Linked DNA regions of Homo sapiens: region 2 is linked to region 1. Evidence: chromatin loops called from intact Hi-C (ENCODE). Cell type or tissue: ascending aorta. All regions are shown on one strand. Links, peaks and the distances in the headings refer to the core of each region. The heading gives the core; the rest is flanking DNA. Region 1 holds the start of LOC105378085 (a long non-coding RNA gene). Region 2 has its middle 45 kb from the start of SOD2.

Region 1 (12,426 bases), core at 2,633-10,632:
GCACCTGCAACCCCATCTCCCACCACACTACACACTTTGGGCCCAGCCTCCTGCTCTTTACACACATACTTGGTCTTCCCTTTGCTCACAGTACTTCTCCCTCCACTCCACCTCCTGATCTCTGCTTGAACCTCATTTTCCAGCCAAACTTTCCTAACATCCTTGAGTAGGCTATATCTCCACCATGCGCTCTCCTTACACAGTGCACATCTCCTGCACAGCATACAGTGACCCGCTTAAGATCCACAACTCCTATAGAGAGTAAGGTCCAAGGAGGCATTGTACCCGCACAGCCAGACAAGTCACCTGGCACAGAACAGGTAATTAGTAAATATGTGTTGAATAAACAAAATAAAAATGGAAGTGCATGCGAATAGTTCTCGGCGGTTCACAAAGTCCTTTTGCACCCATTACGGCATGTGTCCCTCACACCTTTACTTTGAGGTCAATACTATCCCCTCCTTTCTATAGATGAGAAAACTGGGAGTGCTCAGATTTAGTTTAGTGTTAGTCCCCTGTGGCTTTTTAAAATTCTGTTTTGTTACTCCTGCTCTTATCATTATTACTTCTGTCCCTGTCTTTTTTGGGTCTGCACTGTTGCTTTTTTCCTTACTTCTTTCTTTTTATTTTTTTTTTGTTTTTTATATTTATTTATTTATTTATTTATTTATTTATTTATTTATTTTGAGACAGAGTCTCACTCTGTTGCCCAGGCTGGAGTGCAGTGGTGCAATCTCGGCTCACTGAAACCTCCGCCTCCTGGGTTCAGGCCATTCTCCTGCCTCAGCCTCCTGAGTAGCTGGTACTACAGGTGCCTACCACCACACCCGGCTAATTTCTTGTATTTTTAGTAGAGACGGGGTTTCACTGTGTTAACCAGGATGGTCTAGATCTCCTGACCTCATGATCTGCCCGCCTTTCCTTACTTCTTAAATTGAAACTCAACTCGCTGTTTTATTAAACATTTAAAGTCAAAAATCTCCCTCCATATATTCCTTTAACTACATCCCACAATTTTTGATAGTGTTTTTACAGTTATTTAGTTCAAAATATTTAAATTCACTATTATGATATTTTCTTTGATTTATAAATTATTTAGAATTATTTATTCAGCTTTTGAAACACTGATAAAACACATGATCTTTTTGGCTATCTTTTTGGTTGTTGCTCTTAAATTCTGTGCTATTTCAGTCAGACTTGTGTTATTAACAATATTAAATTATTTGATTTTGTTGAGATTTCCTTTATCGTCAAGTACATCATGAAGTATTTTTAAATGTCCCATGAGTGCTTGAAAGACTGAAAGTTACATTTGGTGGCCCATCTTGGGTTAGGGGCTGCTGGACTTAAAGCTACCTGCTATTTCTGAGGAGAAACATAGGTTTATAAAGTCTTTGCTTCCATTTTAATAACACTGCAATAAAATAGTAATATTTCTGCTGATGTACATTTTTGGGCCGTTTTTCTCATTTGCTGTGTTAATTGCTTTACAAACATAACCTTAGTTAATTTTTACAATATCTTTAGAGAGTAGTGTTCCCAGTTTACAGACGAGCATATGTGGCTTATAAAGGTTAATCAACTTTCCCAAGGCAGCTGTGCGGTACAGCTGGTTTCAATCTGGATTTGTATGACTCCAAGGTCCACACCTGTGAGTACAACACGCTGGACTGTCCACGGCAGTGAGCTGCCAGGTCTGAGTGGAGCTGGAGCCATGGGAAGTAGATAATCCCTCTTCCCTCCAACTCAAGGAATGTGGGCTCTGTAGGTTACGGGCATCCCAGATAAAAGAAACACATGGTTCCAGCAGGGACTGTTTCCCCTGCTTGATCTTACAACAGCAAATTATTTTCTCCTAATTGTTTCCAGTAGGGATTGAATCAAGTCTCAGCTGCTTATCAAAACCAGAAGCATCATGTATTTTGGAATGAGAAAGACTGGGCAAGAGGGCCTTGGAGCGCCAGGCCAGGAACTGCCCACAACCATCAGGGGCAACTCACTTCCCCTCACGCACAAGGAGGATTCTTCCTCCCTGGACTATCAAAGCAGTCAAGTGTACCTTCTCTGTTTTAAAATGTATCTAACTTAAGGCCAGTCACTGTGGCTGACACCTGTAATCTTAGCACTTTGGGTGGCCGAGGCGGGTGGATCACTTGAGCTCAGGAGTTTGAGACCATCCTGGGCAACATAGGGAGACTCTGTCTCTATAAAAAAAAAAAAAAAAAAAAAAAAAAAAAAAAAAAAAATTAGCTGGGTGTGGTGGTGTGCTCCTGTAGTCCCAGCTACTCAGGAGGCTGAGGTGGGAAGATCATCTGAGCCCAGGAGGTGAAGGTTGCAGTGAGCCGGGATCACGCCACTGCATTCCAGTCTGGGTGACAGAGGGTGACAAAGCCAGACTCTGTCTAAAATAAATAAATATACTTTAAAAAATAATAAATAAAATGTATTCAACCCAGGGTTGCATGTACTGAGATATAGATATAATTATACCATTAAGACTGAAACAGGGTTGAGCACAATGGCTCATGCCTGTAATTCCAGAGCTTCGGGAGGTTGAAGCCAGTGGATCATTTGAGCCCAGAAGTTCAAAACCAGCCTGAGCAGCATGGTAAAACCCTGTCTCTACAAAAACTGCAAAAATGAGCCAGGCGTGGTGGTGCACACCTGTAGTCCCAGCTACAAAAAAAAAAAAGGACTGAAGCAGAATATATGTGAAAGGAGAAATAAATACACCAGGCCGGGCGCGGTGGCTCACGCCTGTAATCCCAGCACTTTGGGAGGCCGAGGCGGATGGATCACGAGGTCAGGAGATCGAGACCATCCTGGCTAACAAGGTGAAACCCCGTCTCTACTAAAAATACAAAAAATTAGCCGGGCGCGGTGGCGGGCGCCTGTAGTCCCAGCTACTCGGGAGGCTGAGGCAGGAGAATGGCGTGAACCCGGGAAGCGGAGCTTGCAGTGAGCCGAGATTGCTCCACTGCAGTCCGCAGTCCGGCCTGGGCGACAGAGCGAGACTCTGTCTCAAAAAAAAAAAAAAAAAAAAAAAAAAAAAACAAAAAAAGAAATAAATACACCAAAAAATCTGTTAATACAGTTACTTTGAGTGAGCATTCAAATACACTGTGAGCTTTCTGGTCACTTTGGCAAAAAAGGAAAAGTGGTGGGTTCTGTAATTTGAAATACCTGAGGAAAGAATGCAAACTCATTCAACAAGGGGGACTTTTTTTTTTGGTAGAAGATCTCTAAAATCCCTCTGCCTGTAGGTTTTATAAGAGCTCAAAGCACATGAAATTAATTCATCTCGCTTGTTTAAACTTCTTCATATTGCTCACTGTTATTGACTACAAACTTCACCTAACGCGAATATTAAACCCACCCATGTGGAAATAACAATTGGCTTTAGCAATAACTAAGAAACTAGTGAAGCAACTCTGAGCCACCACTGCATAGTGTAAGGTACTGGTTAAAATTATGGGCTTTGTAGTCAGAAAGATTGGAATTGCTGTGAATACTAAATACATCTATAAAGATTACCATAGAGCCTGGCAAATGGTCAGTTCTCAATAAACTATGATTTCCACATAATGGGGGACTTGCATTTGACTTTGGCATGCCATAACACTCAACAATCCGACCATCTGTCTAAACGTAAATGTCACCAGTTACAACCTAACCATCCCATCATCTCTCTAAGCCAGGGGCTGAGCATACTCTAGGTCTTGACTGCCTGGGAAGTCTTGGCTCTGCCTCTTACCAGCCATGTGTCCTTGGGCAAGTCTCTTAACCTCTCTGGGCCTCAATTTCCTTGCATATAAAATGAGAATGATAATGGTACCCACCCAATAGAATTGCTATGATGATTAAATAAATGAATATATGTAAAGCGCTTAGGGCAGTGCCTGGTGCTTCATAAGGGCTGTATAAATATTAGCTATTGGCCGGGCACAGTGGCTCACGCCTGTAATCCCAGCACTTTGGGAGGCTGAGGCAGGCAGATCACTTGAGGTCAGGAGTTCAAGACCAGCCCGGCCAACAAAACGAAACCCCATCTCTACTAAAAATACAAAAGTTAGCTGGGCATGGGGACGCACATCTGTAATCCCAGCTACTTGGGAGGCTGAGGCAGGAAAACTGTTCGAACCCAGAAGGCAGAGGTTGCAGTGAGCCAAGATCATGCCACTGCACTCCAGCCTGGGCGACAGAGCAAGGCTCTGTCTCAAAACATTAAATAAATAAATAAATAAATAAATAAATACTAGCTACTGTTACAGTTATTCCCCAACAGAAGAGAAACTAGGCTAACAAATGAAATATATGCCCAATATACATATTTTGGAAGCTCTTTACCACCAGAAAACACACCAGGAATTGAAGTGGGAACTTGAGTTTTGTTTTTTGTTTGTTTGTTTGTTTGTTTGAGATAGGGTCTTGCTCTGGGTCTCGCTCTGTCACCCAGGCTGAAGTGCAGTGGCATGACCATAGTTCTCTGCAGCCTTTAACTCCCAGGCTCAAGCGATCCTCCCACCTCAGCTTCCTGAATAACTGGGACTAAAGGTGTGGAAACTTGAGTGATGTTTGTGTTTGTGTTTTCACTGGAGTTTTGTGGAAGGCCAGATAAGATGTCTATATTCCAAATGCTGAGAGATTGTATTCTGTAGCTGAAACTCCTAGTTCCATATTTGAATAATTATTGAAGCAAATTTGGATCCTATGTGAACATACAGAGCTATTTTCAGTCATTAATTAACAGAGACTTACTGTGGTCATGTGGAAATGGACTCCATTTTCTTTTCCAAAGAATTTACCCACCACAGTTTCATCTGGAAACTGGCCAGCTGGATGAGTCTCATGTGGTTAGTGCTTAATCAGCAGGAATTAACCAGGGACCTTCACTAGAGTGGACCTACCCCAGTTTGGAGACCACTGGAACACAATACAATCTTCAGCAAGTTTCTTCATCTTTCTGACTCTGTGTTTCTCCTTCTGTATAATTCAAACAACCATCTCTGCCTCACAGGGCCATTTACATGATGAAATAAGATGACACAGGAATAAGACACCTCCTAGCTCGGTGCCTGGCCAACAGCAGGCACTTGCTAACTATGCTTTTCATCTATTTTCTTTCCTAACAGATGTGGCCTCTGCCCGGAAGTGAACCTTGAGGTGGCTGACCCTTCTTCATCAAGCAGGGAGCTGTGGTTCAGGGCAGGAGCCCAGGGAGCAGGGGCGATGCAGGGTGTCACTGAGCTCAGACCTCCTGAGTTTGTGAAGTCCAGGAAGCCCCAAGTTGGCAGCGGCCACATGGGCAATTGTCTGAGCAAGGGGAAGAGGTTTCTGGGCCACTGTCAGTACAAACAGGGGCTTCCTCAAAGGCATCAGCTGCAGGCCGAGGAACGGGAGAGCGGGATGAGGCAGTGAGGGTCTTTGGAGGAGTTCTGAAAGCTTGTCTGGGGTCCCGCTTCATCTTTATTATTGTTACAAATTAGTTCCATGAATCAGTCAGGTCATTGAGGTTACTCTGAAAGGAAGCATTTGAGAAGTGGGAGGATTTCTTCTTTCATTGTTGGGTGACTAATACAACAATCTTTATTTATATATTAGTCATGGGATTCTGTGAGTATTTTAGGAAAGAATAGGGACCTTTCATTCAACACCCAAAGTCTCTGTTTTTAAACTCTTCAGAAGGCCCTGGGAGGAAAACACCTACCCAGCTATCTTTTCCACCCAAGTAAGAAAACAAATGATGCTGAGAACAGCTTCCACATAAAATAGAGATGCTGAATTCATCCTTGGTTTTTAAAGCATCCACTGAGAAATTCTCAGAAAATGGAGCAAATGGTGTAGTGTTCATCCACAGACACTGGAAGAAATAGAAAAGGAACATTCTTTAGTGAAATGAAACCCTTTGAGTTCTGGGTGCTTCACAGTATTTGGGGACTCCCCTTGTGGCGCAAGCTGCAGTAGGAGCTACAGGAATTCAAGAGACAGCAGGAAATCGCCAGTCAGGGGAAAACTGGGCAGAGAGGAGGGCAAAGTACCAAATACACCCTCACCAGGCTGGGCAGACTTTCAAAAGCTGAGTAATGATGTGGCATTGTTGCCTGAGTGCCCAGATTTTACTCACCCTCATGTTTGGGTATACAAAACATTATTTGCGGATCTGGAAGGAGAGATACCCTCATGTCATGGTGAGAGTTAAGTTTAATCATTCAGAGATACAATAACCCAGTGATTCCTAAAAACAGAGCTCACATCAAATGAGCCCCCTGCTGTAGAAATCACGATCTTCTGACTGAAAGATTTCTTTCTTTTCTTTTTTTTTTTTTTTTTTTTTTTTTTGAGGCAGAGTCTCTCTCTCACCCAGGCTGGAGCGCAGTGGCATGATCTCGGCTCACTGCAACCTCCACCTCCCAGGTTCAAGCAATTCTGCCTCAGCCTCTCGAGTAGCTGGGACTACAGGCATGTGCTGCCACACCTGGCTAATTTTTATATTTTTAATAGAGACAAGATTTATCCGTGTTGGCCAGGCTGGTCTTGAACTCCTGACCTCAGGTGACCTACTGCCTCAGCCTCCCAAAGTGCTGGGATTACAGGCGTGAGCCACCACGCCCCACTTAAGATTTCTTTTTTAATTGTCAGTTTCTAATGTATCATTACTTCTTCCCCAAATCACTTAAATCAGACACTTGATTTCAACCAATCAGTAGCTTCTACAGGAAGTGTGGCCTTAATCCTTTGCTTATTTTCCAAAATGTGCCCATGACACACCCAATGTGTAATCAATACATATTGTTGCCTGTGTCTACCATACCCTGGAGACTGAGCCAAGAACAGAGTGATATAAACAAAACATAAACATACGACAAGTTAAATAACAACCCCAAACAATGAACACTGAAGATACAACAGAAAATCTATGTTTAATTTGCAAATAACACTAGAGAAGATGAAACACCAAGTTCCATGCAGAGAACCAGCTCTGTGGTCCACAGTGGGCTGGAAGTCTTAGGGGAGAGATAGATGAGTCTTGACATAAACCTTAAAATATAAGTAGAAGTTAAAAAAACATGAGAGGCCAAAAGAAGACATTCCAGGGCAGAAAAAATATATATATATGTGTGTGTGTGTGTGTGTTTGTGTGTGTGAGTAAAGGCTAGAAGTCTGAACAATGTTGGTAAAGTTTCTTAAAGGGAAGCTTTATCGCCTGAGACCAGGACCAACCAGCAGAGAAAGCAGTAAGTAGAAGAGCTAATCTGATCTCTACCTCTTTAATGAAAATGCAGAGCCCCAGTTGGGGGCACAAGGGGAATCTCTGCTTCCCATGGGCCCTCAGCCCCAAACCTTGGGGAGTGGGTGGTCCCAAGGGATTGCAATCTTGGCTCTTGGAAGTGCCCAGTACCTAGACCAGGAGCAGGTGAGAGGCCCCAAAGTCGCTCACCATCCCAGGGCAGGCCAAGGCACTTAGGGCCCATGCTGCACCCGACTCCTCTGCACACAGGGGTAGAGAGTGACAGGAGGCCATGGACCTCCCCACCAACACCCCTAGGCAGAGAAAGACAGGGCTCTGGAGCAGAGTGCAAAGGGAAGCTGCGCAGGGCCAGGTACCCCAGGAGGCTGGGTGCATGCGACTGCGAGCAAGTCCCAGAGAGGCAGTGGGAATACCTGGTGCACCCCTCCCATCGGACTTCACTTACAAAATGCAAATTCCAGCCAGGCACAGTGGCTCACGCTTGTAATCCCAGCAATTTCAGCGGCCGTGACAGGCAGATCATTTGAGGTCAGGAGTTTGAGACCAGTTTGGCCAATATGGTGAAACCCCATCTCTACTAAAAATACAAAAATTAGCTGGGTGTAGTGGCGCATGCCTGTAATCCCAGCTCCTCAGGAGGTTGAGGCAGGAAAATTGCTTGAACCTGGGAGGCAGAGGTTGCAGTGAGCCGAGATCACACCACTTCACTCTAGCCTGGGTGACAGAGGGAGACTCCGTCTCAAAAATATAAATAAATAAAACGCAAATTCCAATAAGATTAAGAATCTCAGGATGACAAACACAAAGCCTTAAGCCCCAAGCACAAAGCCCTTTCTGATCTTGCAGCCCTGAGTGACTGCACGGGTCTCCATTCATGAGGGACCTGCCGGTGTTCCACGCAGGCTGCCCTCCCTGCCCCAGGAACTCCATCTACTCCCCACCCAACTTTAGATTATGACCACTTTCTAAACAAGTCTGAAAAGCTGCTCTGCTAATGGTTTACCAGCACCACCGGTGGCGCATATGCTGTGCTCACCACGGGAGTCAGTCCCTGGTGGATCTGGATCTGGGAGCGAAGGTGGCCCTGTGCCTTCCCTGGAAAGAATGAAGAACCCGCCGGGAAGGTGCCCTTTCCCAGTGAGCTCGTGCTCACTCTGCAGCGATGCAGAGCCCAGAGAGGAGGACCTAGGGCTCACGGCAGCATCTTACGAGTCAAGGCCTCAGATGTCAGCGAAGGCTCAGGCAGTTTATTCTTGCACAAACCACAGTCAGCCTTGGAGACATGGAGAAAGAGTCAGGTGACCCTGAAAGGAGCTGGAGTTTCAACAGTTCACTTGTCTTTACCACAGTCAGAAAAATACCTTTTATGGTGAAAACAATTAACTTATTCTCACTTCTTTGGTTCATGTGTCCAAAGTTTCTGGAATTCTTTTAGCTAACCCATTTGCCATTTAATAAGGGCCTTCTAGAGACAAAAGCTTCCAAACACAAAGAGGTGACCATTTGCAAGAACTTGAGGCATTGTTGCATGTTGGTAAAAAGGATCTTTTTAAAAACAAGCCTTTAGGCTGGGCTCAGTGGCTCATGCCTGTAATCCCAGCCCGGGAGGCTGAGGCCAGCAGATCACTTGAGGCCAGGAGTTTGAGACCAGCCTGACCAACACGGTGAAACTCCATCTCTACTAAAAACACAAAAATTAGCCAGGCATGGTGGTGAGCACCTGTAATCCCAGCTACTTGAGAGGCTGAGGCAGGAGAATTGCTTGGACCCCGGAGGCAGATGTTGCAGTAAGCCGAGATCGTACCACTGCACTCCAGCCTGGGCAACAAAGTGAGACTCCATCTCAAAATAAAATAAAATAAAATGAAAATAAGCCTTTATATTGCATCAAAGGATAGCAGAATAGCCCTCCTATCCCAGGAACATGGATGCTGTTCAAGTCTCTGTATGACACAAGAGACCCTTCACTGCCCGAGTGCAATTTCTCTCTGCCTCATAGACAAGGGGAACAAACTCCGGCAGAGCCAAGCAAGGGTGTGAGGGGCCAGGTGTATTTCCATGGCACATTGTTGGCAGCCACGCAAACAGGTTCTGGTTATTTATTCCTCATCATTCCAGAGGCAGCAGGGACAGTGACTCCCATAGCCTGGCATATCACATCTTGTCACTCTGTCAGGGAAGACTGTCTACATAAGAAATGAAGGACAGAATCAAATCCTTTTCATAAATCACCAACTGACTCAATTTGCAAAACCCAAAATAGTAATAAAGTTACACAAAGTCACAGTGTATGTAACTTTAAGCATTTTCCCATTTTTGCACCTCTTCTTTTTTTAGCCAACCAGGATCAAAGGCCAAATATCCTATCTGGAATAAGAAATCCTTAAGAAAAATGAGTATGGGTCTTTTTGGGGTGCATCTATTATATCCTTCCATATTTCATATCTTCCCAGAGAAATAGTGTTTGTTTTTATTCCCCATACCTGAGAGAATTCTAGAATCTCAGTCTATTTCAGTTGTCCAGAGAGGAGAATCGAAGGCCCAATAGCTTCCTAAGAATGGGTCCGGGCTTAAACACAAACAAGGCTCAGCTCTCATGAACTTTATCACAGAGCAGGAGGGGGGCAAATAATAAACTAGGATTTTTTAGTTTATTTATCTGATAGGATTACCAGATCAAGGTAAGTGCTCTGGAGGAAACAGGGTAATATGCGGGGATGGGGAGTGACTCCAGCTGATTCCTTTGGGACCACAGGAACAGTGAGTACAAAGACCCCAAGGCAGCCAGTCACATCATCCTTATTCAATGGGCCACTGATGCTGACGATAAGGAGCAAAGCTGAGAAAAGTATGGGATGAGATCAGAGATAGCCAGGACAGGTACGTGAGGCCTTGTTGGTGCTGGTGAAGAGTCTGGTTTTTATCATAAGTTCAGAGAAAAATTGACAGAGGTTTTGGTGCAGGAGGAGGAACACCCTCTGCATTAGGTTTGAAAAGGTCCCTCTGGCTACTGTGTGAAAAAGTGGTTGTAGGGCCTGTGTTTTTTGCTAGAGCTGCTGTACCAAAGTACCACTACCTGAGTGGGTTGAAACAACAGATACTTATTTTCTCACTGTTCTGGAGGCTTGGACTTCAAAATCAAGGTGTTAGCAAGACCATGCTCCCTCTGAATCCTCTAGGGGACAATCCTTCCTTTCCTCTTCCTAGCTTCTATTAGTCCCAGGCAGTCCCTGGCCTGTGACAGCATCACTCCGATCTGCCCCATCGTCATGCGGCCATCTTTCCTGTGTAACTCTGTCCCTTCTCCTCTTGCTGTAAAGACACCAGTCTGATCGGATTTGGCCCCACCCTCATAACTTTGTTTCACCTTGATTATATCTGCAAAGGTCTGATTTCTATAAATAAGATTACATTCAAAAATCACCTGAGAGTTAGGACTTAAAGATAGCCTTTGGGGGACATCATTCAACCAATAACAGGGCCAGAGGAGCAGAGGCAGGGGCTTTTAGGAGGGAAGGAAGAGGTGAGATTCTAAACACATTAAATCTTGACTATGTTTCATAACTCTACCCACAAGACTTGTGGAGGGTGAAGGAAAGAGGACAATTGAGAGTGACTTCTAGAATTTCAGATAATGCAACTGGGAAGATGGTGATGCCACTTACGGAGATGGGAGAGTAGGGGGTAGGTCAGGCTTAGAGGGCAAATCAACAGCTCTATTTGGGACATGTTAAATTTGAGATCCCTTCTAAACACCCAAACAGAACTATGAAGAATATGCTTGGGAGTAATGTCTAGACCTCAGGTGAGGGTCTGGACTGAAAATGTAAATTTGGAAATTAGTAACATGCAGATCTTCATTTTGATTTGAATTCCATCATGAGACCGTTGAGATTTTGAATAAGGCAATAATATTAAAACAAATGATAAAAACTATTTTCATCATCTCATATGTTTCCCAAGAAAGTCATTACTTTAAACTTCCAAGCGAAAAGAGAATATCATGAGGCCAGAATATTTTTTAAGGTGAGTAGATGCCTTGGTTTATGTTGTGTATTTGAAAAAGTGATTGAACCCTGTGTTGCTGGCTTTGTTACTCAAGAACTTCTGAACTCCTGGATTTGGTTATCTGTCAAGGATAGGTATATCTTGTCTGGCACCAATTTTTTTCATGTTTTGAACAAATATTTATAAATCTAAAATAAGCTGTAATAAAGAGTCTGGCTCCGTGGATTGGTGGGGCTTTTAAGCCTCACCCATCCCTCTCCAGCTCCCACATCTGAGCAGGCTGATAGGAAGCCTGGGTGTTCCCTCTTTGGCACCAGCAGGACACGCAAGTCGTGCAAGCCCCTTCCCATGCACTGGAACCCTCACCCCAGCCCCACCCATGGCCATAATAAAAACCTCAAGCCAGTCTCCTTTCCCTGCTTTCACAAGACATTTTCAGACCAACCTGGGAAGCTTTCCTTGCTCTCCCCAAAAGCCTGATAGTGTGTGTAATAAACCTTTTTACAGTATCTTTGTATGTGTGTGGCATCATCAGTCTCAACATCCAAATTTTGGGTGCAAGTCTATCCTGCTTCTTCAAAGCTAACCTCCCAGAAATCAGGGATGAAGCACTGTCTAGGAAAGAAAAGACATGCTTAGCATTACTATATAAAAGAAAAAAGCAGCTTAGGGCCTGATGAAACAGCTGGATCCATGAGAGAGGAATCTCATGAGCCTGGGGTCACTCAGTAAGACCCCCACCTCCTTAGCCTGGCTTTTCCATGACGCAGTAAGACCCTCCCAGCTAGCCACCGCTACAAAAGCCATCGGAGGGAGCCATTCTCCACGGAGCAGCAGCAGCAAAGCATGGGTGGAAAGAGGACTGGGGGCTGGCTGGCCTTCCTTGGGGAATTCTTTTCCAATACAAATCAAAATCTACTTTGCAAGCGAAGTGTTCGTAAATTGTAGAAATTCACCTCATGGTATAGGGGCCAGAGGATGAGTAGGGGAGAAAAAGAGATGAAGAAAGGATTATGAAGCCTTGGCCAGAGTGAGAGGGCCAAAATGACACCCTCTAGCTGGTCAGAATAAGACAAAGGATCGAATTACCTGGAAAGCATATGCGTCTGTGGAGTGAATATTCTTTCCTCTAAACCACTCAGAGTTTTCAGGGGAAGTCCTCGGAGAAT
Region 2 (12,426 bases), core at 2,509-10,508, 52 kb after region 1:
ATGTGCTAATTTGCTCATTCAATCAATGACAGCAGAAGAAGAGGACCCTGTGCTAGGCTCGAGGCTGTGTGTGGGGGAACAGGAAGTTGTCCCGAAACACAGGACAGTGGGGTGTGAGAGGTGCAGCGTCAACTGCAGAAAGAGCTGATGCTTGAGCACAGTCTTGAGGAATGAGCACGACTTGGTTTAGTGAATAATTGGGGACCTTTGTGCACAGACCAGGAAAGCAGATGGGCTTGGGAAACTGTATCATAATACAACAGCCATGGTGTGGAGTAAAGGCATGGAAACTGAGGGACTGAGGATGGTGGCAACGGGCTGGGAGACGCAGGCTGTGCCCAGTTGGTTTGTGTTACTAAATGGATAAGAAAAGATGTGGTGGCTCTTGACAAGTGATGCCTCAGGCTGTGCCCACAGAGAGGGGCAGGACTCCTGGGCCTGCAAGAGTTAAGCAGGGCTCTGCTGGAGGCTGCAGAGAGAGAGATAGCCTGTCAGGCTCAGATGGGACAGGACAGGTTTACAGGGAGACAATTAGACCAGAATCCATCCAGACCCATGGGGCGGATGAAGCCTGAGGGTCTAAGCCTAATGCACTGTCTGATTTTAGTAAGTTCAGGAAGTCAAATAGGCATATGCACTTGAAAGTAGATTTGAGCCCATCAAGATTTAGGAAGAAAAGACACAGAAACCACTGGCCAAAGGCCTAAGCTGATTCTAATATGTCTGGTATTTAAGCAGCGACTGTGCAGGAAATCATCAGAGTTCAAATGGACAATCCATCTTCAGACCAGAATGGAGGAGCAGTGGGAATAACCAGCAGCCAGAATGAGCACATGAGCTTCCAAACAACAGCTTTCTGCATCCTCCTCAATAGGGAAAGAAAAAGAATGAAAAGAAATGAAGTGAAAAATAAAGTCTGGGTCTTCAGTTGGATTTGTGCCTTTTGCTAAAGAGTAGTATTCTATCTTTCCTTCTTTCCCTCCCCATGCTGCAGCAAATACATGGAGAGAGGGTTGACTCCCCCACTGTGTTGCAATAGCATGATTTGAGGGGTTGATACCAGCTCCATGGATGGACTCTGTGGTCTACACTAAACAATTGTAATTTGGTCCTCTAAGTAGAGATTGGTTCAGGAACCTAGGCCTAAGCCCGTTAGGGAATGGATTGATTCAGAAACGGGCATGTGGCTCAATTCAAACCAACGCAATGCAAGAAGTCTGGGTTTCTGGGTTTCTGCTCTTCAGAGAACCACAAGACATAAAACTCTCTCCCACTGGATGTGAACAGAGAAGCACGGAGTCCTGACTGAGCTGCAGCCAAACCACGACTCCTCAGAAAGCTAGTTTGTGGATGAAACTGATATTGCAGATGTCAGAAGATACCTGGATGCTTGAAGACCAACCACACTGAGCTGCTGGATCAAACAGCCCCGGAGTGCACCATAACCTTGGATTTCTGTATGCGAGTCATTTCATTTTCTCTTAAAGCTGACTTTAGTGGAGTTTCTTTTTCTTTGCAATTAAAACACCCTAATGGTCCCCCCTCAATTTGGACGAACCCTCAGTCTCATGGTTCAGCATGCTTCTCACTCAATGTTCACCTAAGTGCGGGTGCTTGTCTATTAGCACCTTAAAAATGCAAAATGTGAATTGAAATTTCTAACATGATATTTTTAAGTTTGTTCTTTTATAATCTACAATGTTTCAACAAATTAGTGTTGCACACAATAAAAATTGTGCAATTGCAAGTACACAAACACACAAATACATTATTCCCTCCAAAACGTTGATTTTTTTTTCCCCTCGTTAAGATTACACTAAGTAGACAGTAGGGCTCTAGTAAAAACAGTGAGCAAAAACCATAGTAACAGGCATGACACCAAGGATATCACAATAGCCCACATTCTACATGAGTAAATAGTCTGTTTGCTGCGCTACTCTGTGGTCAGGTCTGCGCAACGCTAAACATCTGGTTGAAAACTAATCAAGTAATAATGAGGGTCTCCAAATAGTCATGGCTTTCGAATATGAAATAGAATTTTATATGTTAAAGTTTTCATCCCACAATCTACCTATAACACAGTTTGTTGGAATTAAATTAAAATCTAAATGTTAACATTTGTGTACTTTGCAAATTAAGAGTTAACATATTGTATTCCTCAATTACTCCATAGACCAGAACTAGAAAATAAAACATAAAATTGAAGTCCCTGTACTTTTCCTTAATAAGGTCATCTAAATTTTGAGACTCCTATACATTTTCCAGATGTAGATTCCACATTAATTTCACAATTTAATTTTGAAACATACATTTATTTCAAGTGTTCACAGATGTTAGAATTCAAATACTCATATTTAAGACACATACATTCTCTGGCAGTAGTAAATATATACTATATTTTTGAAGAATTCACAGAACACTTCAAAAAATGTTTGTGTAAGGTCGAAGAAAAAAGTAACGACATTTTAACTGAAATCTGCCTCATGACAATTATGAAAGAACAAAAGCAGATAATTAACCTGTTTATTGTAATATAAACACCAGTAAGTTTTAGATAAACTATCTAATGAATGGTCTAGAATATAACAATATGGTAAACATCATCTCCAAACAAATTTTTAAATATTTGACTTAAGTGGAAAATAAAAAGCAATAGTATTGGCATTTGCCCAAGACACTCACTTGCAGGTTCCTGTATTGATTTTCTAGATCTACAGAGTATCTTTCATCTCGAGAATTCCAATGTAATGTCAAAAATCTTGAAAATAACCAGGGGCTAACACACTGCCTAGTTCTCCTCAAAAAACTCCCTAAGCGATTATATATCCATCAACATGTAAGAATCAGCTTAAACAATTATATTTAAAGAATAACTCTTGGAGGCCAGGCACGGTGGCTCACGCCTGTAATCCCAGCAGTTTGGAAGGCCGAGACAGGTGGATTGCTTGAGCCCAGGAGATCGAGACCAGCCTGGGCAACATGGCGAAACTCTGTCTCTACAAAAAATACAAAAAATTAGCCAAGTGTGGTGGTGGGCACCTGTAGTCCCAGCTACTCAGGAGGCTGACGTGGGAGGATCACCTGAGCCAGGGAGGTCAAGGCTGCAATGAGCTGTGATCGTGCCACTGCACTCCAGCCTGGGTAACACAGTGAGACCCTGTCTCAAAAAAAAAAAAAAAAAAAAAAAGACTCCTCTCTCTCCCTCCTCCTGTCTTTCTCTTTCTTTCTCTTTCTCTCTCTGTCTCTCACACACACACACCCCACACACATGACCACATACATAAAGAAAAAAATACCAAATTGATTATTTGGATCTGAATAAATAGGCAGTAACTAACTATTTAGCCTAATGTTTTTAAGCTACTATCATCTGATATATTTTTGGAGACTCTCAAATTTTCTGCCTAGATTATTAAATTTTCACTTCTTCATTTCAGTAATAATCTAACATAGTGAATGCAAGCATGCTCTGGGTTATTTAGGTGTCTGATTTCATTTGTGGTTGTGCTTCTTGATTACATGGTCATCAGGTAACATCACTTTAAGTTTGGTGGGCTATGCATAGATAGACTTAATAGATCAAGGTTTTTTTTTTTTTTTTTTTTTTGAGACAGAGTCTAGCTCTGTCACTCAGGCTGGAGTGCAGTGGCGCCATCTCTGCTCACTGCAACCTCCCCCTCCCAGGTCAAGCGATTCTCCCACCTCAGCCTCCCAAGTAGCTGAGACTACAGGCATGTACCACCACACCCGGCTAATTTTTTTGTATTTTCAGTAAAGAAAGGGTTTCACTATGTTGACCAGGCTGGTCTTGAACTCCTGACCTCAAGTGATCCACCCACCTTGGCCTCCCAAAGTGCTGGGATTATAGACATGAGTCACCGTGCCCAGCCTAAGGATTATTTTTAACTCAGTGAAGGTAAATTTCCTTGCAGACCACAGAAGAAATACATATTTTGCAATATTCTGAATAAAGAAAAGAGTTAGCAGAATTGCATCGCCTCAAGAGCGGAGCCTGCCAAAGACCACAGAGGAGGGGAGGGGCAGACAGGAAGATTGTCAAGGTTAGGTGCAAATTTGTTTCACTGATGCTGTTAATTTGAATTAGATTGGTTTCATAACTTTGTTTGGATTAAATGATACATTAATCTTATTTTACAATTGAAGAAGATCTGTGTAAATAGAGATGTATAGGTTTGTATTTTTACATATTCATATTAAATACAATAAAAAATAATTTAAGGTTAAAAAAAAACAGCTAATTGAGTCTCCTGAATTCTTTCATTTACACACACACACACACACACACACACACACACAATAGGTTTCTTATTAAAATTTACCATTTCTCTGAAATTTCACCACAAATTAGCAGAGTGGGAAATTCCAGACAACTGCTAAATCATGGCCTAACCCAGGCTCCATGGCCTGCATCTTGCTAGCACAAAATGCAGTCTTACGACATATTCTTAAATACACAGATTTTCATCCAACAATATGTCTGCTTATAGCTCTCCAAACAGAGGTTTCATAACATAGGTTCTGGCATTAAGGGAATAAAAAAATAAAAATAGTCACTCTGATTCAGTTCATTCATTCAACCAATATTTATTAAGTGTACAGTACACTGTAGCAGGTTCTGGGGATACAATGCTGATTTTCTTTTCTTTTCTTTTCTTTTCTTTTCTTTTTTAGACAGGATCTCGCTCTATCTCCCAGGCTGGAGTACAGTGGCACGATTACGGCTCACTGCAGCCTCGAACTCCTGGACTCAAATTATTTTCTCACCTCAGCCTCCCAAATAGCTAGTATTATAGGTGCACCATCATACCCAGGTAATTTTTTTTTTTTTTTTAAGAGAGGATGTCTCACTATCTTGCTCAGGCTGGTCTCAAACTCCTGGGCTCAGGCAGTTCTCTCACTTTGGCCTTCCAAAGTGCTGAGATTATACGCATGAGTCCCCACACTCAGCCACAATGCTGATTTTCGAAACAACAGCAAGGCTTGTGCCTTCATGAAGCTTGTGACCAAGTGGAGGAAATAGCTATTAACCACACAATCACATAATCAAGAAGGTAATGACTAACTGTGGTAACTGCTCCAAGGCCACCTAGTACTTTGAGAAAGTTATACAGACAACCAAGTCAGGCTTCCTCAATCTAGCAGTCTATTGCCAAAAAGGAGCCCTTGCTTTGATCTAGGAGTTGATTTAGACTAGCTTTCTGGCTGACAACACAATGAACACAGCTTTAGAAATCACACAAGTCACACTTTAAATAATCTTTCATAATCTTCTCTCTCAACTCTCAGGAACACAGCTGACCCTTACATTGCAATTTAAGGAAAAAAATTTCATGTTGATCCACCAGGAGAAGGAAAAAGAGAGGAAGAGGAAAATGAAGGGGAAGAGGAAGAAAAAAAAGAGAGAGAGATGAAGCCTGGCCAACATAGCAAAACCCCATCTCTACTAAAAATACAAAAAATTAGCTGGGCCGTGGTGGCGCACACCTGTAGTCCCAGCTACCCTGGAGAGTGAGGCACAAGAATCACTGGAACCCGAGAGGTGGAGGCTACAGTGAGCTAAGATCACACCATTGCACTCCAGCCTGGGCAATAGAGTGAGACCCTGTCTCAAAAAAAAAAGGGGGGAGAGAGAGAGAGAGATGAAAGAAAAAGAAGGAAAAAGGAAAGAAAGGAATGGAGGGAGGTTAAAAGGAAGCAAGGAAGGAAAGAAGAAAGGGAGAGGGTGGGCGAGAGGAGAGAAAGGGAGAAAGGGAGCGGAGAGAGAGAAGGAAGAAGGATGGAGGAAAGCAAGGGCAGAGCGGAAAGAAGAAAGCTGTGATATACAAGCTGAGCAACGCACTCTCAACTCACACCCCATCCAATGGCTCCCATCTCATCAGAGCAAAAGCCAGTGGCCCTCCAGAGGCCAATAAGTCCTCAGGGAACCACTTCCCTAGACAATCTCTCCACCTTGAGCCCTGAGTGGGGATGGTCTTCCCTAGATATCTGTGTGTCTCACCCCAACTTTCTTCAAGTGTTCGCTCAAATGATGCCTCAGGGAGGCCTACCATGCACCCTTCGTATAATGCCCCCTCTTCCCCACAGTCTCGCTCTACTCTGCTCCATAGCACCCTCGCCCTCTCCTGTATTCAGTCATTTCCTTAATTTATTATGTTTCCTGCCTGCTCACCCAATGTCAACTAGAATACAAGCTTCTTGAGGGCAGGGGTTATTTAATGTTTTGTTCATTGCTCTATCACCAGCAAGTTAAATTACGCCTGGCATGTAATAGTCAATCAACAAATACTTATTGAATAAATGAATGAATGAACATTTTGGCAACAGCCTTACCATAATACCACAAGGGACCCCTGTCTTACAATGTTACCCCCATGCAGGCCAAGGACAGTACACAAATGTGCAGTTAATAACTATGTTAAAATAATTTTTAAAAATACATTAAAATATATCTCAGCTGGGTGAGGTGGCTCATGCCTGTAATCCCAACACTTCAGGAGGCCAAGGCAGGAGGATTGCTTGAGCCCAGAAGTCTGAGACCAGCCTGGGCAGCATGGCGAGATGGGATCTCGCCATGTATAGATATGGAGAGAGAGAGTACTTACTATGGGCCAGGCACTGTGTTAAGTGCTGTCCATGAATTATTTGTTTCATCATTGCCACAACCCTGTCAAGGGTATCTTTAACCCATCTTACAGATGAGGAAACTGAGGCAGAGAGGTCGGGTAACCTGCCAGCGGTACACGGCTGGCAAGAGGAAGAGCCAGGATCAGAGCAGGGTTCAGATCAGGGCCGTTGGTCTCCACAGCCCAAGCACTCAGCTACTTTCTTCTCCCCACCTGTTCAGTGAATGGAGGCCTACAAAAGGCCGCAATAACTCAATGCACATGGGCAGCAGCCCAATGGTCTGCCCAGTTCAAGAATAATTTCTAGAGCATCTAGCAAAGTCCAGAGAACAGATAGAATTTATCATCATTATAAAAAAGAAGAGGAAGCCCATGTTGAGGGTGGGGAGAGAGCAAAATCTATCATTTATGGATTACTGTGTAATGTACTAGGCAGTCATGCTTCAGACAAATTCCTATAAGTATTATTTCCTAATTTGTATAAATATTGGTCAGCAGTTTGGGGTTTTGCTCTGACAATTATCCAAAGTAAAATTACAGTATATGTTACAAATTACGGACAGGTCTACCCTCCTCGTGAACCAATAGGGTTGAGGCAGGGTCTCCAGAATAAACTACAATGTGCCATTCACTCCACAGGAGGTGGCCCGGGATGGCAGCCAGAGGCAGAGCCATCATTTCCCAGGGGATGGTTCCAGAACCCCTAAACACACAAATGGACCCTTGAAGTCCAAGCTGTAGGCCATTAAGGATACCCACAATAATTCTTACCAGGCAAGTGTTTTTAAATGAATTTTACCAAATACTATTTGTAGCTGGGTTTTTTTAATCTTAGTAAGGAGCCAGAAATGTCTTTAAACATTTTTACTTTTCAGAAGCTTAAATAAACTGAACCAATCATGCAGTGTGCTTAGCAATGAGCCTTCAGAATGACAGTCGGGCTTTGGAAGGGGCTACCTTATGTTACACTCCCTGATGATCATGAGATGTCTATTTAGACAACTCCTTGTTATTCATAATAAAGCCATCAGCATATGGGGTAATGCTTTCTAGTCTGTTTTCCTCAACTAAAAATATACGCCATCTTAACTGGTAAAAACGATGTACTAAAATAAAATGTGAGAAGGAAACACTCAAGGAGAGAACTGTTAGGTTCTAAGTATTCCCCATTTTAAATTGACACGCGCTAGGCGCCAAGCCCTGCGATAAGCTTTCAGGACACAGAAGTGAATAAGAGCCCCATTCCCACCCTGAGAAACTTGAAGTTGTGGAGAAAACAGACCTAGAAGCAGATTAAACCAGCAAGTACCAGAAAGAGGGAGGAGCAGAGGGAGTGATCGATTTGGCCTGGGACCTCAAAAAAAGGCACCGTTACACCGAATCACAGAGAATAAGGGGATTTTCCCAGACAGAAGGCACAAGAGAAACATTTGAGGAATCAGGAATTGAGAATTATAACTTACACAAATCGGATTACCTTCTTGTGGGAAGAAACTCCCAGGCAGGAAGTGAAGGGAATAAAATAAATACACACCATCATGATTGGCATTCGCACGGGCGGTTACCCTACTGCCCCTTCACATGTCCGAAAACTGACTGCGACAACCTGATAACCTAAGTAAGTCAGAACAAAGGATTCAGAAAAAAAAGAACTTGAAGCACGAGTTCTTGCCTTAGGAAATGTTTTCTAGATGGGTAAGAGAAAGGAGAACTATACCAGTGCATTCAAATTGGCATATGATAACAACTGATCCCTGGCAGATTGAGGCTGCCTGTGCAGTACTGCGTATGTAAGCTAAATACTCTACTCAAATGTATCGTACAAGGCAAATGGAAAGAGTGTTTTTCCATGGTTCCCACTTGCACGGGTCATGTCACGGGTCATGTCAGCATCTAATGCAGGTTTCAAGCCGGTTTTAGTCCAGGTTGTTGGAGGCCAGAGCCAAGGCCAGCTTCTTAGACGGCGGGACCTGTGCAGATGCACAGGGACCATACACAGAAGATCCTTACTTTGTTTAATGCTCTACTGGCACCATCTGCAAATCCTTAATAATTTTATCTTTGAACTTGTGTTTTGGACTTGAAGTCCAACACGACACAGAACATGTGAATGAGCAGAGGAGACAGGCACAATGCCCATGTCTGCAGTTCCCAGATGTCACATGCATAACATTGGCGATGCCCAGGAGCACAGAATTCCTGTAGCCCATGATGAGTGGCATTCGGTGACACCCAAACCAAGTACACGGCAAGTACATGCCACATTTGTGTCAGAGTAACAGGGCACCGACAGCTCCAGGAGCCACACTCTGCATTTCAACTAGAACCTTTTTCCAAAGTAATGAAAGGAACACAAAAGACCAAGGAACCCTATCATGTTCGTTATGACTCGTGTTATTTTGTTTTAACCAGCCAGCTACACAGAAAATAGTGAGGTAGAAGGAAAAGCAAAGAGAGGGCTCCACATCATTCCTTGTCCTTTCCATCCTCCCTTACTCATCAGTAAGCCAAAGGCAGAGAGTGTCATAGAATGTGCATACATCAGGAGGAAATAAAAACAGGTGAGTTAGTGCTGTACGGTGTTTCCACCTTTCTGGTAGGAACAAAATACTCCTGTACGATCTGCAAATTATGCATTGTGTCATTATCAGTGAGTCCCCATATGAGTTAAATGCTCTTATATTTGCATTGAAAACTAGCATTACGGCAAGGCGCTGTGGCTCACACCTGTAATCCCAGCACTTGGGAAGGCTGAGGTGGGCGGATCACCTGAGGTCAGGGGTTCGAGATAAGCCTGGCCTACATGGTGAAACCCCATCTCTACTAAAAATACAAAAGTTAGCTGGGTGTGGTGGCACACGCCCGTAGTCCCAGCTACTTGGGAGGTTGAGGCAGGAGAATCGTTTGAACCTGGGAGGCAGAGGTTGCAGTGAGCCGAGATCGTGCCACTGCACTCCAGCCTCTCCAGCCTGGGCGACAGAGCAAGACTCCATCTCAAAAAAAAAAAAAAAAAAAGAAAAGAAAAGAAAAGAAAACTATCACTGCACAACATAAAGATGAATGTTAAAATTAATGCTAGTAATTTAAATTTTAAATTATTCTTTCCTTAGAATGGCACTAAATAGCAAACAAAAATACTGTGAAAAGCTAAGAGAGGCTGTGAAAATACAGCAAAGGTCTATATTTCAGTACCTTTAATGGCCCTTTTTTTCTGCTTTTTGAACAAGGGACACCACATTTTCATTTTGCACTGTGCCTTGCAAATTATGTACACAGCTCTTGTGTGAATTCATGGTTTTCAATATATATAAATATAGAAATAAATGTAGCTGTATTTGTCTGATATATGTATATATGTATACATATGTATATCTATACATATATCTATGTATGTATACATATGTATATCTATACATGTATGTATGTATACATATGTATATCTATACATGTATGTATGTATACATATGTATATCTATACATGTATGTATGTATACATATGTATATCTATACATGTATGTATGTATACATATGTATATCTATACATGTATGTATGTATACATATGTATATCTATACATGTATGTATACATATGTATATCTATACATGTATGTATACATATGTATATCTATACATGTATGTATACATATGTATATCTATACATGTATGTATACATATGTATATCTATACATGTATGTATACATATGTATATCTATACATGTATGTATACATATGTATATCTATACATGTATGTATACATATGTATATCTATACATGTATGTATACATATGTATATCTATACATGTATGTATACATATGTATATCTATACATGTATGTATACATATGTATATCTATACATGTATGTATGTATACATATGTATATCTATACATGTATGTATGTATGTATACATATGTATATCTATACATGTATGTATGTATGTATACATATGTATATCTATACATATATGTATATCTATATATCTATACATATGTATAGATATACATATATGTATATCTATATATCTATACATATGTATATCTATATATCTATACATATGTATATCTATACATATATGTATATCTATATATCTATACATATGTATAGATATACATATATGTATATCTATATATGTATACATATATGTATATCTATATATGTATACATATGTATATCTATATATGTATACATATGTATATCTATACATATATGTATATCTATATATGTATACATATGTATATCTATATATGTATACATATGTATATCTATACATGTATACATGTATATCTATACATATATGTATATCTATACATGTATACATGTATATCTATACATATATGTATATCTATATATGTATACATATGTATATCTATACATATATGTATATCTATATATGTATACATATGTATATCTATACATATATGTATATCTATATATGTATACATATGTATATCTATACATATATGTATATCTATATATGTATACATATGTATATCTATACATATATGTATATCTATATATGTATACATATGTATATCTATACATATATGTATATCTATATATGTATACATATGTATATCTATACATATATGTATATCTATATATGTATACATATGTATATCTATACATATATGTATATATGTATACATATGTATATCTATACATATATCTATATATGTATACATATGTATATCTATACATATATGTATATGTATATATGTATACATATGTATATCTATACATATATGTATATATTTTGTATATGTATACGTACATATAAAAATATCTGTAAGTATGTGTGTATATGTATATATGTATAGCTATACATATATATCTATATAGGTATTTAGCTCTGCCCATCAAAAAGACCCACAAGCAATGATACTCTAACAGCAAGGAGCTCACTCGAAACCACTCTACACAAAAAGACCCAGGGCTCTGAGGAGAAATGGCTGCTTTGGGATCAGAGGAAATACAATTTGAACTTTGAACATGTTGTACCAGAAATTATTGATGGGCATATCAAAAGGTCATAAAAGACATCTCGAAGTACTTTCCACTGACTAAATCTGAAACAATTTGAGCATCAAAATAACCTATTGAAAGAAATAAAAATTCGTCAGTCTATAAATAAATAAATAAATAAATAATTTGAAAGTTTGATAATAAACATGATACATAGTCTCAAAGTAACTCCTCACAAAAGTCCTATTAGCTACAAAGGGAAAGAGAATCTGTTTCCAATGGAGAAGGCTGGCAGACACGAGGAGAATCAAGTGATCAAAGTTAACATCACTGATAATGAGACAAATCAACACGGTGTGCCATCTGATGGTATGCAATAAGATGTCTGCCAAATATGCGTAACTTGAATCTGATATTACAAAATTTAGACAATCCCAAATTGAGGGATATGCTACAAAATAATGCGTGTAATCTCAAAAGTATCAAGGTAATGGAAGACAAGGAAAGACTATGGAGCCAGTCCAGTTTGAAGGATGGTAGGAGATATGATAAGTAAATACTCGGGGTGATTGTGGACTGGGTTTTGCTACAAAGAGCACTACTGGAACAATTGGTGAATGGTATCTGAATGGCATCTGAGGATTACAAGATGGTAAGGTATCAGCGTAAATTTCCTGATTTTGATGGCCATATGGTGGCTATGGAGGAGAATGGCCTTGTTTGCTGGAAATGCACATAAAGTATTAAGCGGTGATGGGACGTCACGTCAGCAACTTACACCCCAGTGACTCTGGAAAAACTAAGGTTCTTGTACTATAATTG

The links. A loop is a pair of places that touch in the nucleus more often than their neighbours do. Peaks named below come from ENCODE experiments on the same cell type or tissue, not always from the same donor. Only the 100,000 strongest peaks of a DNase experiment are listed, where the experiment ranks them.
Region 2: a loop joins it to region 1, with 2.1 times the contacts of the local background. A loop is called at or near these places in 2 of 110 quality-filtered maps.

The regions. Positions count from the first base shown.
Region 1 is chr6:159,589,345-159,601,770 of GRCh38, forward strand. LOC105378085 (a long non-coding RNA gene) reads right to left here and starts at 6,288. Exons shown (of 3, transcript XR_943179.3): 1 at 4,759-6,288. RefSeq lists an enhancer at 4,886-6,085. In ascending aorta, for the core only: no CTCF peak of the experiment used is centred there; DNase peaks (open chromatin) are centred at 5,264 and 6,037; H3K4me3 peaks cover 281 bases; H3K27ac peaks cover 2,126 bases.
Region 2 is chr6:159,641,896-159,654,321 of GRCh38, forward strand. No RefSeq gene overlaps it. Among named protein-coding and RNA genes, the nearest start is that of SOD2, 45 kb to the right of the region's middle. In ascending aorta, for the core only: no CTCF peak of the experiment used is centred there; no DNase peak of the experiment used is centred there; H3K27ac peaks cover 232 bases.